2 separate regions of the Homo sapiens genome follow, and region 2 is linked to region 1. The links are chromatin contacts, found by Hi-C or POLR2A ChIA-PET in ENCODE. All regions are on one chromosome and are shown on one strand. Each heading gives the region's core, a stretch centred on a gene start or an enhancer-like site at or near the end of the contact. The rest is flanking DNA. Distances are from core to core; before and after follow the strand shown.

Region 1 (4,947 bases), core at 488-2,987:
TCTCACAAATTGAGTCCACCAACTCGGGGTCATCCTCGGCTACGTCGTCCAGGTCCACATACAGAGCCACCTGTTCCCGATGAGCCAGCCGAACCTCAAGTGGGGAAGAGACAGAAACACCTCAGAGCCACATTCACTTTGCTCACCAGTGTTCATATGTGAAAATGCATCACTGAGAACTCAGCACAGGCTCTGGGCATCCACAGGGGAGAACGCAGCGCCACACAGAGCGATACTCGCTTTTCAGCCCTCAAACCCTCTAATTGTTATGTCTTTAATAAAACAAGCCAAGCTGCTGCTTATGGCTCCTTAAGCACCCCGCTCCCCATTCCCTTTACCCAATCTTAGACTTACCAACTGGTTCCCATACTTGAACTGCTTCTTCCCGAGTTCATCATCCTGGTAGAACTCTTGTAAGAACTTCTTAACCTTTTCTGTAACATGAAATGTAAAACCGTAAGACACAAACTTTAAGACAAATCTTAGATACCCATTTTCGCTTAAAACACGACCTATGAACTAATTAATAATATGAGCATTTAAATAAACCTACCGAAGTCTCCCCAAAGTGGGCATAACTCTTTTTCACAAGTCTGTTTCTAACCAGCGAAGAATAAAGAGCCCGTGGCAGTGCACAGGGCCATCCAACATCTCCCCAGGGGAATTCCGGTCCCTACTTTAGTTTAAAATTCTAGCGCCCTTCCCCGTTGGCCCCTCACACTCCGGTCTCAAGGTTCTCAGCTTTCTTTCCACCCCTATGATCCCCCGCCTTCTTTGGGTCCCCTTAGCCCCTGATTTCACCGGGACCTCCGCCACCGCACCCCGCCACCGCACCCCACCCCCGCTCCCGCCATCGCTTCCGCTCTTAGTAAACAAAGAAGCACATGGGCCCGGATTCCAGCCGCTTCACAGCTCGGGATTCCTCCGCCCAGGGCGGGAGCCAGTCCAGCCATTGGCCATCACACCCAGAGACACCGCGATCCCAGCCCACTGCCGCCTTTCCCGGGCCCGAGCGAAGCTCCGGATCCCAGGCACGCCCCCCCGGGCCGCAGCTCTCTCCGCGGCCGCCGCGCGGAAGGACACTGTTTACACGACACTCCCTCCAGCCTCCTCGCGCCACTTCCGCCCGGCTCCACTTCCGCTCGGAGGGCGGCCTCAAACGGCCAATCCCGGCGCGCAGCGGCCCCGGCCTGCCCGCCCCCGGGGCCTACGCGCGCCTGGGGAGGGCGCGGGAACCTGGGAATGCCCAAAAGCGCGAAGGAAAGCGGGCACGGGAGCCCAGAGCCCTTAAGACTCTCCTGAGGTCCTGGGCGCGACTTTTCCCTGTGCAGCCCCCAGCCGGGTTAGCGCGCCCCCAAGCCCCCAACCCCACGACCCTAACACCTTTACCAGGTGGGATTACTAGCTTTTCTTCAACATCGATGGCCCCCCGCACGCTTCCCAGGCCCCGTGGGCCTTAGCCAGGCCGCAGCTCGACCCTGCCTCTGGCCTCGCGCACCCCAGAACCCGCCGACCCCGGTCCCCCAAGACCCCAGCTCACACCAACAGGTGTTCCCCGGGAGGCTCCCCGCGCAGGACGCCCTCCCGGGCTCGTAGACCCGTACCCTTCTCTAGCGCGTAGTCCTTCAGTGCCATCGCTGCCGAGGGCCGTGCGGCCGCGCTTGGCGGGCTCAGAGGTCTTGCTCCTGGGGAAGCTGAGAATCTCCGCGCGGTGGACTGTGGCCGGCCAACCGAAATTGGCGCGAAACGTCGCCCCCCACGTGACCGGCGCCACTGCGTGCGGGCCAATCGGACAAGGCGGCCTTCTTCACCTCCCGCTAGCCGCAAGCCAATCACCGTGCGGGCCTAGAATGAGTGACGGGGAGGCGGTGCGGGCGTCGGAAGGGAATCTCCGGGCGGGGTAGTGCAGGCGCCGGGTTTCCCGCGGTCCGAGCTGGCGCGGGCGGAGGAGAATCGCTCTTAAAGGGCCAGCGCACACGCGTTCTTTTGTTCCGGGGCCGCAGGGCGGGGCAGGCCCGACTTTCGCCGTCTTCTTGTCTACTCTCCAGAACGGCCATGATTTCCCAATTCTTCATTCTGTCCTCCAAGGGGGACCCGCTCATCTACAAAGACTGTATCCTAGACCCTTGGGGCTGGGAAGGGGCGGAGGGGCCGGGCGGGAGGGGCGCCCAGGGCCAGCCTGTGTCGCAGGATCCTTCACTGAGTCCTTCCACCCGCCAGTCCGCGGGGACAGTGGCGGCCGGGATGTGGCCGAGCTCTTCTACCGGAAGCTGACGGGACTGCCAGGAGACGAGTCCCCGGTTGTCATGGTAACCAGTGGCGGGAGGCGGGTGAGGAGCGGGGTCCCGTCGGGCCGGGTGGGCGCCAGCTCCCTCCCAGGACTGGTTCATTGGTAGATTCCACTTGGGGGGTGCATTCCGCCAAATAAAGCTAACGTGAGGCCCGGCGCGGTGGCTCACGCCTGTAATCCCAGCACTTTGGGAGACCGAGGCGGGCGGATCACCTGAGGTCAGGAGTTCGAAATCAGCCTGGCCAACATGGTGAAACTCCGCCTCTACTAAAAATACAAAAAAAAAAAAAACATAGCTGGGCGTGGTGGCGGGCGCCTGTAATCCCATCTACTCGGGAAGCTGAGGCTTGAGAATCGCTTGAATCCAAGAGGCAGAGGTTGCAGTGAGCCGAGATCCGGACACCGCACTCCAGCCTGGGAGACAGAGCGAGACTCCCTCTCGGGGTAGGTGGGGGTGGGGAAAAAAAAAAAAAGAGTCAATGGGCGCCAGCAACACACCAGGCCCAGCTCCCTGCGTGACTCCATCCTCAGCAACTCGGGGTAGTTAGTGTAATTAACCCCCTTTCCACATTGGGAAGCTGGGCCCAGGCATATGTCATGTATCTCCCAAAGGCACTGCTGTTGTGACTAGTAAGAGGCATCGGGATCCGAGCTCAGGTCTCCTGGGTTCTGATCACTCCACCTCCCTTTTTTTAACGCCTCTCTTCTCCCTGCCTGTGTCTCAGCATCACCATGGCCGTCATTTCATTCACATCAGACACAGCGGCCTCTATTTGGTGGTCACAACTTCAGAAAACGTTTCTCCCTTCAGCCTCCTAGAACTGCTCTCCAGGTGAGGAGGGTTGGGCTGGGCACCTGGTAGCTAGGAGGGGTCTGAGAGGAGGAGAAAATACACGCTCCAAGTGTTTCCTCAGGTTGGCCACCCTTCTGGGCGATTACTGTGGCTCCCTGGGCGAGGGGACCATCTCCCGCAATGTGGCTCTGGTATACGAACTCCTGGATGAAGTGCTGGTGAGAATCAACAATCCCCTTCTGTGGCCCCTACCCAATTCCCCTGAAGATACATCTGCTCTTCTACTGTGGGATGCCGTGGTTAGGAGGCCAAGTCTACCTTTTTTTTTTTTTTTTTTTTTGCTTTTAGAGACAGGGTCTTGCTCTGTTGCCCAGGCTGGACTGCAGTGGTGCAGTTATAGCTCACTGCAGCCTGGAACTCCTGGGCTCAAGCCGTCCTCCTGCCCCAGCCTCCCCTGTGCCTAGCTAATTGTTTATTTTTTGTAGAGACTAGAGTCTCACTGTGTTGCCCAGGCTGGTCTTGAACTCATGGCCTCAAGCCATTCTCCTACGTCTCGGCCTTCCAAAGCGCTGAGAGTACAGGAGTGAGTCACCATGCCTGGCCCCACTCCCCCTCTTTACCCCTTCCCTCCACTGATCACTCAGACTGTCCTTCCTTTACCACTAGGACTATGGCTATGTACAGACCACATCCACGGAGATGCTGAGGAATTTCATCCAGACGGAAGCTGTGGTCAGCAAGCCCTTCAGCCTCTTTGACCTCAGCAGCGTTGGCTTGGTCAGTAGAGGGAAAGAGGAGGGTGAGGAAAGAGAAGAGGGGTTGGCTGGGGTTGTCAGACCTGATGATTGATTGCTTTGGATGCTTTACAGTTTGGGGCTGAGACACAACAGAGCAAAGTGGCCCCCAGCAGTGCAGCCAGCCGCCCCGTCCTGTCCAGTCGCTCTGACCAGGTGAGGGAAGGATCCATGGGGTCAGACGCTCTGGTTTTGCTCTGGGATCCGGGAGTCCAAGATCTTAGGTCGGGCACAGCGGCTCACGCCTGTAGTCCCAGCACTTTGGGAGGCCGAGGTGGGCAGATCACCTGATGCCAGGAGTTTCAGAGCAGCCTGGCCAACATGGTGAAAACCTGTCTCTACTAAAAATGCAAAAAAAAAAAAAAAAAAAGAAAAAGATCTTGGCACATCTCCCACCCCCCCAGATGTGGGTGGAGGTGGGAGATGATCCCTTCCATCACCCATGTCCTCACCCTAGAGCTGTAGCTTTGACTGTCCTGTTCTTTCTCCCTGTCTGTCCATTTCAGAACATAGGCTATTCTGCTTCCAACCACCCAAATTCTCTCTCTTTCTCAGAGCCAAAAGAATGAAGTTTTTTTGGATGTGGTCGAGAGATTGTCTGTACTGATAGCATCTAATGTAAGTTTGAGCTCCCAAACCTGGAGCTGAGGACAGATGGGACTTGGGAAACATGGTGGGGTGGCTAAGACTCCCAGCAACGGCCGGGCACAGTGGCTCATGCTTGTAATCCCAGTGCTTTGGGAGGCCGAGGTGGGAGAATTACTTGGGGCCAGGAGTTTGAAACCAGCCTGGGCAACATAGCCAGACCCCGTCTCTACAAAAAATACAAATAAACAAATTACCCAGACATGGTAGTGTACACCTGCTGTCCCAGCTACTTGGGAGGCTGAGCCAGGAGGATCACTTGAGCCCAGGAGGTTAAGGCTGCAGTAAGCCAAGATCGAGTCACTGCACGCTAGCCCGGATGACAGAGCAAGACCCTGTCTCTTAAAAAAAATAAATAAGTAAAAAAGGCTGGGCACAGTGGCTCATGCCTGTAATCCCAGCACTTTGAGAGGCCGAGGTGGGTG
Region 2 (4,947 bases), core at 913-3,412, 500 kb after region 1:
AGTCCCAGCTACTCGGGAGGCTAAGGCACAAGAATTGCTTGAACCCGGGAGGCGGAGGTTGCAGTGAGCAGAGATCGCGCCACTGCACTCCAGCCTGGGTCACAGAATGAGACTCTGTCTCAAAAAAAAAAAAAAAAAAAAAAAGAAATTGAAGTGGAAAATGAGCTGGCAGGGGTGGTCAGGCAGGGGGTGAGCAATGAGGGCTCCTGAGCTGAGGAAGCAGGGGCGGGGGGAGGATGGGGGCTAGGGAGTCCTCAGAAGTTCCCGGAGATACTCCCTCACTGGACAGAGTGGGGTTCCCGATGACGTTACTTGAGGCCTGGGAGACGGCCTCTGCCCCTCACTGCTCCTCCCCCTCCTAAGGTCAACATTTATGTGTCCTAGACCTAGAGAGGTCCCAGGACACGCCACTGTCCCGCCTTCCCCATTGCCCGCCCCACTGGCCAGTCCCCACGCCCACACACCCAAGGCTGCCCCATCTGGCGCTGATTATCCTGCTGCTGCCGCCACCGCTGCTGCTGCTCTGCAAAATTCAGCTGCTGCCTCTGTCTTGAGGACCCCAGCGCCTTTCCCCCGGGGCCATGCTGCCTGCAGCCACAGCCTCCCTCCTGGGGCCCCTCCTCACTGCCTGCGCCCTGCTGCCTTTTGCCCAGGGCCAGACCCCCAACTACACCAGGTAGGTCTCTTGGCATCTTCCAGACAGCTCCAGTGAACTTCAGACCCCCGATTCCTTTGGGGTTATGCCTGGAGATATTTTGGGTTCCCTTGCTGACACACCACTCCCCAGATTCCCCACCGCCTCACCCTTCTCTGGCCCCCAAATCCTCCCCATCTGCTGCAAGACCTTGGTCTCCTGCAGGCCACCACTGCTCCCATTCCCCCACCTTCGTCCTCTGGTCTCTTAAGTCTCCCCACCCACCCAGATCCTTGACCCCCCATAGAACCCAAGAGAGAGCCAAGCTCCTGAACTTGCCTGGTAGCTGGATTCCAGGAAGGAATTCGAGAGGGATTGTAGGGGGAGGAGGGGGCAGTGAGTGGAGACTTGGGAGTCAGAATCTGAAGTAGTTTGGAACAGGGGCAGGGCTAAGGTGTGGAGCTCGCGGAGCCTGGCCTCCAGGTTCAATCAGAGGGCCATCGCCACTGCAGCTCCCTCCATCTCTCCACCCCCTCCCCCCCACCGCCTCGTGGCTGTGTCCACATCTGGAAGTAGTTAGGCGGCTCCTGTCCCTGGACTGCCAGGCAGAGTGAGGCGGGAGTCTGGAAGGGGGGCCGAGGAGGATTCCGGGAATTCCTGTTGGGGTGGGGGTGGGGACTCTTGGGGTTGGAGGGATGGTCGAGTTGCCAGGCCCACTTTTCCCTTATCTTTGTGGGAGTCTGGGACACCCCAGCCCTGTCCTGGCTGGTGGAAGCTGCCCCAGGTCTCTCAAGGCCTTTCCATTTCATCCCCCAGCTTCCCTCCTTGGAGTTTCATCCTCATCACCTCATCCCCATCTTGCCAGTGCTCCCCCGTCCCACCCGTCCCTGCTCTTTCCTGACCCCTTTTCTGTTCTCCAGACCCGTGTTCCTGTGCGGAGGGGATGTGAAGGGGGAATCAGGTTACGTGGCAAGTGAGGGGTTCCCCAACCTCTACCCCCCTAATAAGGAGTGCATCTGGACCATAACGGTGAGAAACCCCTCTGGGCACTACCCCTTGTTAAAGTCTCAGAGGCAAAAAGGCCTGACTGCGAAGGGACCCCCCCCCCGTCCCCCCCGCACCACCTTCTCAACCTGGGGCAGCTCCAAGTGTCTTCCCTCTGTCACTGAAGGCATCATTCCCACCGTAACACGCATCATCTTAACCCTTCCCTCAAATCTTCATTCTCCAGTCCCCGGCCCTCCCTCCTCTTCCAAAGCCTCAGCTCTTGTCCCCTGCACAGGCTACCAGCAGAGCTGCAGAGACCAGGCCCTCTGCTCTGCACTCACATGGAGGCCCCTTCCCATTCAGTCCGTTTCTGCAAGAAACGCTTGGGGCAGGGGAGCTGCCCTCTGGCTGGGTTGTGTGGGGCCTGACTCTGTGGGTCCCCGCCTCTGTCCCCGCTATCAGGTCCCCGAGGGCCAGACTGTGTCCCTCTCATTCCGAGTCTTCGACCTGGAGCTGCACCCCGCCTGCCGCTACGATGCTCTGGAGGTCTTCGCTGGGTCTGGGACTTCCGGCCAGCGGCTCGGACGCTTTTGTGGGACCTTCCGGCCTGCGCCCCTAGTCGCCCCCGGCAACCAGGTGACCCTGAGGATGACGACGGATGAGGGCACAGGAGGACGAGGCTTCCTGCTCTGGTACAGCGGGCGGGCCACCTCGGGCACTGGTGAGAACTCCCTCACCTCCGCCTTCCCCCCCTCCAGGCCCCGCCCCGGCCGCAGCCCCGCCCCCAGCCCTAACCTCCGCCCCGCCCACCCCGCGCCCCAGTGCCTAGGGCCCCCTACCTCCCTGACCCATTTTCCTCACTAACCGCCCCTTCAGTCCCTCCTCCCCGTCTTCTCTCCCCTCCTCCCGCACCCACCCATCCCTCTTCCAGGGCCCCCCCCAGGCGCGAGGCGGAAATGGGTCACCGACCCGCGGGTGGAATGGGCGGCCTGGGGTTACTGGGACGGTGAGTAACTGCCGGCCCCCGTCCGCAATCGGGCTCCCTCCGTCGGGCGCGAGGGGGCACCCCAGGGCTGGGGGGACTAGGTTCCTCCAACCCCGGGGGGCCCCTACACCCAGCCCTGGGCTCCCGATTGCGGTCCCATCACCCCCTCCTGGCGGCAGAAGTCTCCCTTGCAATGTTTCAGGCGGGGACCTCCCTAAAGGGGTCCTCGGGGGCTGTGCCCCAAGTCGAGGACACCCTCTCCAGCCTGAAAGGGGACTCTGCTGCAGGGCCGGGGAGATGGGATCTCCTAGGGGAAGAGGCGCGGTGCGGCCGCGGGTCGGGGAGGGGCCAGAAGGGGGCGTCCAGCCAGTTCCTCCTCCCGCTTCCACCGCCCGCCAGTGCGCCCTGCGGCCCCAGACTTCCCCGAGCCGCGCTCCTCCCGGCCGCTCTCTGTTAACCTGCCCCCATCTTACCTCCCCTTCTTCTCGTCCCCTCATCCTGAGCCCCAGACATCCGAGCTGCCTGCCGGGGCTCCCAGCCTAGAGTTCTCCTGAAGCTGACCGAGGGTCTCCACCGCCCCCCACCCCCGCTCCTCTCTCCCCTCCCCAGAGCACCAATTTTGCGGGGGGCGGCTGGAGAAGGCCCAGGGAACCCTGACCACGCCCAACTGGCCCGAGTCCGATTACCCCCCGGGCATCAGCTGTTCCTGGCACATCATCGCGCCCCCGGACCAGGTACCGACCCTCCTCCCCGGGCTGCCCTAGGGGACCCAGGCGGCGCCCTCCAGCTTGCAGCCAGCAGAGATTTATTGAAGATCTGCTGTGTCCCGAGCACTGCGCTTGCGCTGGTGGGCACCCAAAACAGCCCCAACCCCTGCATGCACGCAAACAAAAATGTAAAAATTACAACTGAGACAAGTCTCAGGAGAGCGAGGTACAGGGTCCTGGTATAACACGCGGGCCTGTCACTTGTGAGTGCGCCAGGACTTGACCTTGCCAACCACGACGACCGACACCCCTGCAGGGTCCCATGGGTGTGTGTGGTCCTCCGTGCTGTGGTGTGAACGCCTTCAGGAGGGGGGCCCAGAGGACGCGGGAGGTGGGAGTGGGAGCTGCTGCAGGCACCCAGTAGGAGATGAGGTGCAGGCGCCCAGGGGTGTCCCGCCGCGCAGTCCCCGCCTCCGCCCGCCGCCAGGTCATCGCGCTGACCTTCGAGAAGTTTGACCTGGAGCCGGACACCTACTGCCGCTATGACTCGGTCAGCGTGTTCAACGGAGCCGTGAGCGACGACTCCCGGAGGCTGGGGAAGTTCTGCGGCGACGCAGTCCCGGGGTGAGGGGCGGGACCTGGGCGAGTCCGGGAGAGAGTCGGCGGACCGCACGCACGCGGCTGTTTGGAGGGGCGGGGTTCAGCTAAAGGGACGGGATCTGAACCCCAGGGCTCCAAACCGGCGAGGGGAGCAGGTTGGAGGCCAGGCAAAGAGGAGATTTGGCCCCGGGTCTGGGGTCCGCGGATAGAGAGGCGACTGGGGCTCTGCGAAGTTGGGACGAAGTTAAAAGGCCACCTGGCCAGGGGTAGTGGCTCATGCCTGTAATCATAGCACTTTGGGAGGCTGAAGCGGGAGGATCACCTGAGCTTAGGAATTCGAGACCAGCCTGGGCAACATGGCGCAACCTTGTCTGTACCAAAAATACAAAATAATTAGCTGGGCATGGTGGCGTGCCTGTAGTCCCAGCAACTTGCGGGGCTGAGGCAGGAGGATTACTTGAACCCAGAAGGTCAAGGCTGCAGTAAGCCTAGATGGAGCCACTGCACTCAAGCCTGGGAGACAAAGTGAGACCCTGTCTCAAACAAACAAAAAAGGTCATGGGGCTGAGAAGAGTGTGGTGCACGCCCGCCCTGACACTTCCCCCAATGCTCGGTGGCCACCTGCAGCTCCATCTCCTCCGAAGGGAATGAACTCCTCGTCCAGTTCGTCTCAGATCTCAGTGTCACCGCTGATGGCTTCTCAGCCTCCTACAAGACCCTGCCGCGGGGCACTGCCAAAGAAGGGCAAGGGCCCGGCCCCAAACGGGGAACTGAGCCTAAAGTCAAGCTGCCCCCCAAGTCCCAACCTCCGGAGAAAACAGAGGAATCTCCTTCAGCCCCTGGTGAGTCTGGGATAGGGGAGGAAGGGGAAACAGACTGAAGGGGGCCATTTCAAAAAGTTCTGACCTGGGCTGTGGCTCACACCTGTAATCCCAGCATTTTGGGAGGTCCAGACAGCAGGATCGCTTAAGCCTAGGAGTTTACCATAGCAAGACCCTGTCTTTTCAAAAATAAAAAATTAGGCTGGGCTGGTG

What was found. A loop is a pair of places that touch in the nucleus more often than their neighbours do. ChIA-PET counts read pairs that join two places held with the same protein, here RNA polymerase II (POLR2A). Pooled maps may share reads with other maps.
Region 2: a pooled map shows a loop between it and region 1 (3-fold over the local background). The contact joins the promoter of PCOLCE-AS1 here to the promoter of MCM7 in region 1. A Hi-C loop is called at or near these places in 10 of 50 pooled maps. POLR2A ChIA-PET finds 5 or more read pairs at or near these places in 4 of 52 experiments (B cell, OCI-LY7, WTC11 and 1 more).

The regions. Positions count from the first base shown.
Region 1 is chr7:100,099,660-100,104,606 of GRCh38, forward strand. MCM7 (minichromosome maintenance complex component 7) reads right to left here and starts at 1,738. Exons shown (of 15, transcript NM_005916.5): 1 at 1,605-1,738; 2 at 355-434; 3 at 1-94. The coding sequence starts at 1,635. AP4M1 (adaptor related protein complex 4 subunit mu 1) reads left to right here and starts at 1,984. Exons shown (of 15, transcript NM_004722.4): 1 at 1,984-2,113; 2 at 2,221-2,309; 3 at 3,016-3,122; 4 at 3,205-3,301; 5 at 3,750-3,860; 6 at 3,953-4,033; 7 at 4,433-4,495. The coding sequence starts at 2,056. RefSeq lists enhancers at 933-1,092, 1,438-1,990, 2,013-2,062 and a silencer at 1,203-1,302.
Region 2 is chr7:100,601,876-100,606,822 of GRCh38, forward strand. It overlaps PCOLCE-AS1 (PCOLCE antisense RNA 1), which reads right to left and starts at 2,163. Exons shown (of 9, transcript NR_038910.1): 1 at 1,963-2,163; 2 at 465-1,291. PCOLCE (procollagen C-endopeptidase enhancer) reads left to right here and starts at 488. Exons shown (of 9, transcript NM_002593.4): 1 at 488-676; 2 at 1,555-1,663; 3 at 2,084-2,342; 4 at 3,216-3,340; 5 at 3,801-3,937; 6 at 4,541-4,755. The coding sequence starts at 582. RefSeq lists enhancers at 1,597-2,389, 3,825-3,894, 3,905-3,994 and silencers at 2,397-2,776, 2,957-3,106.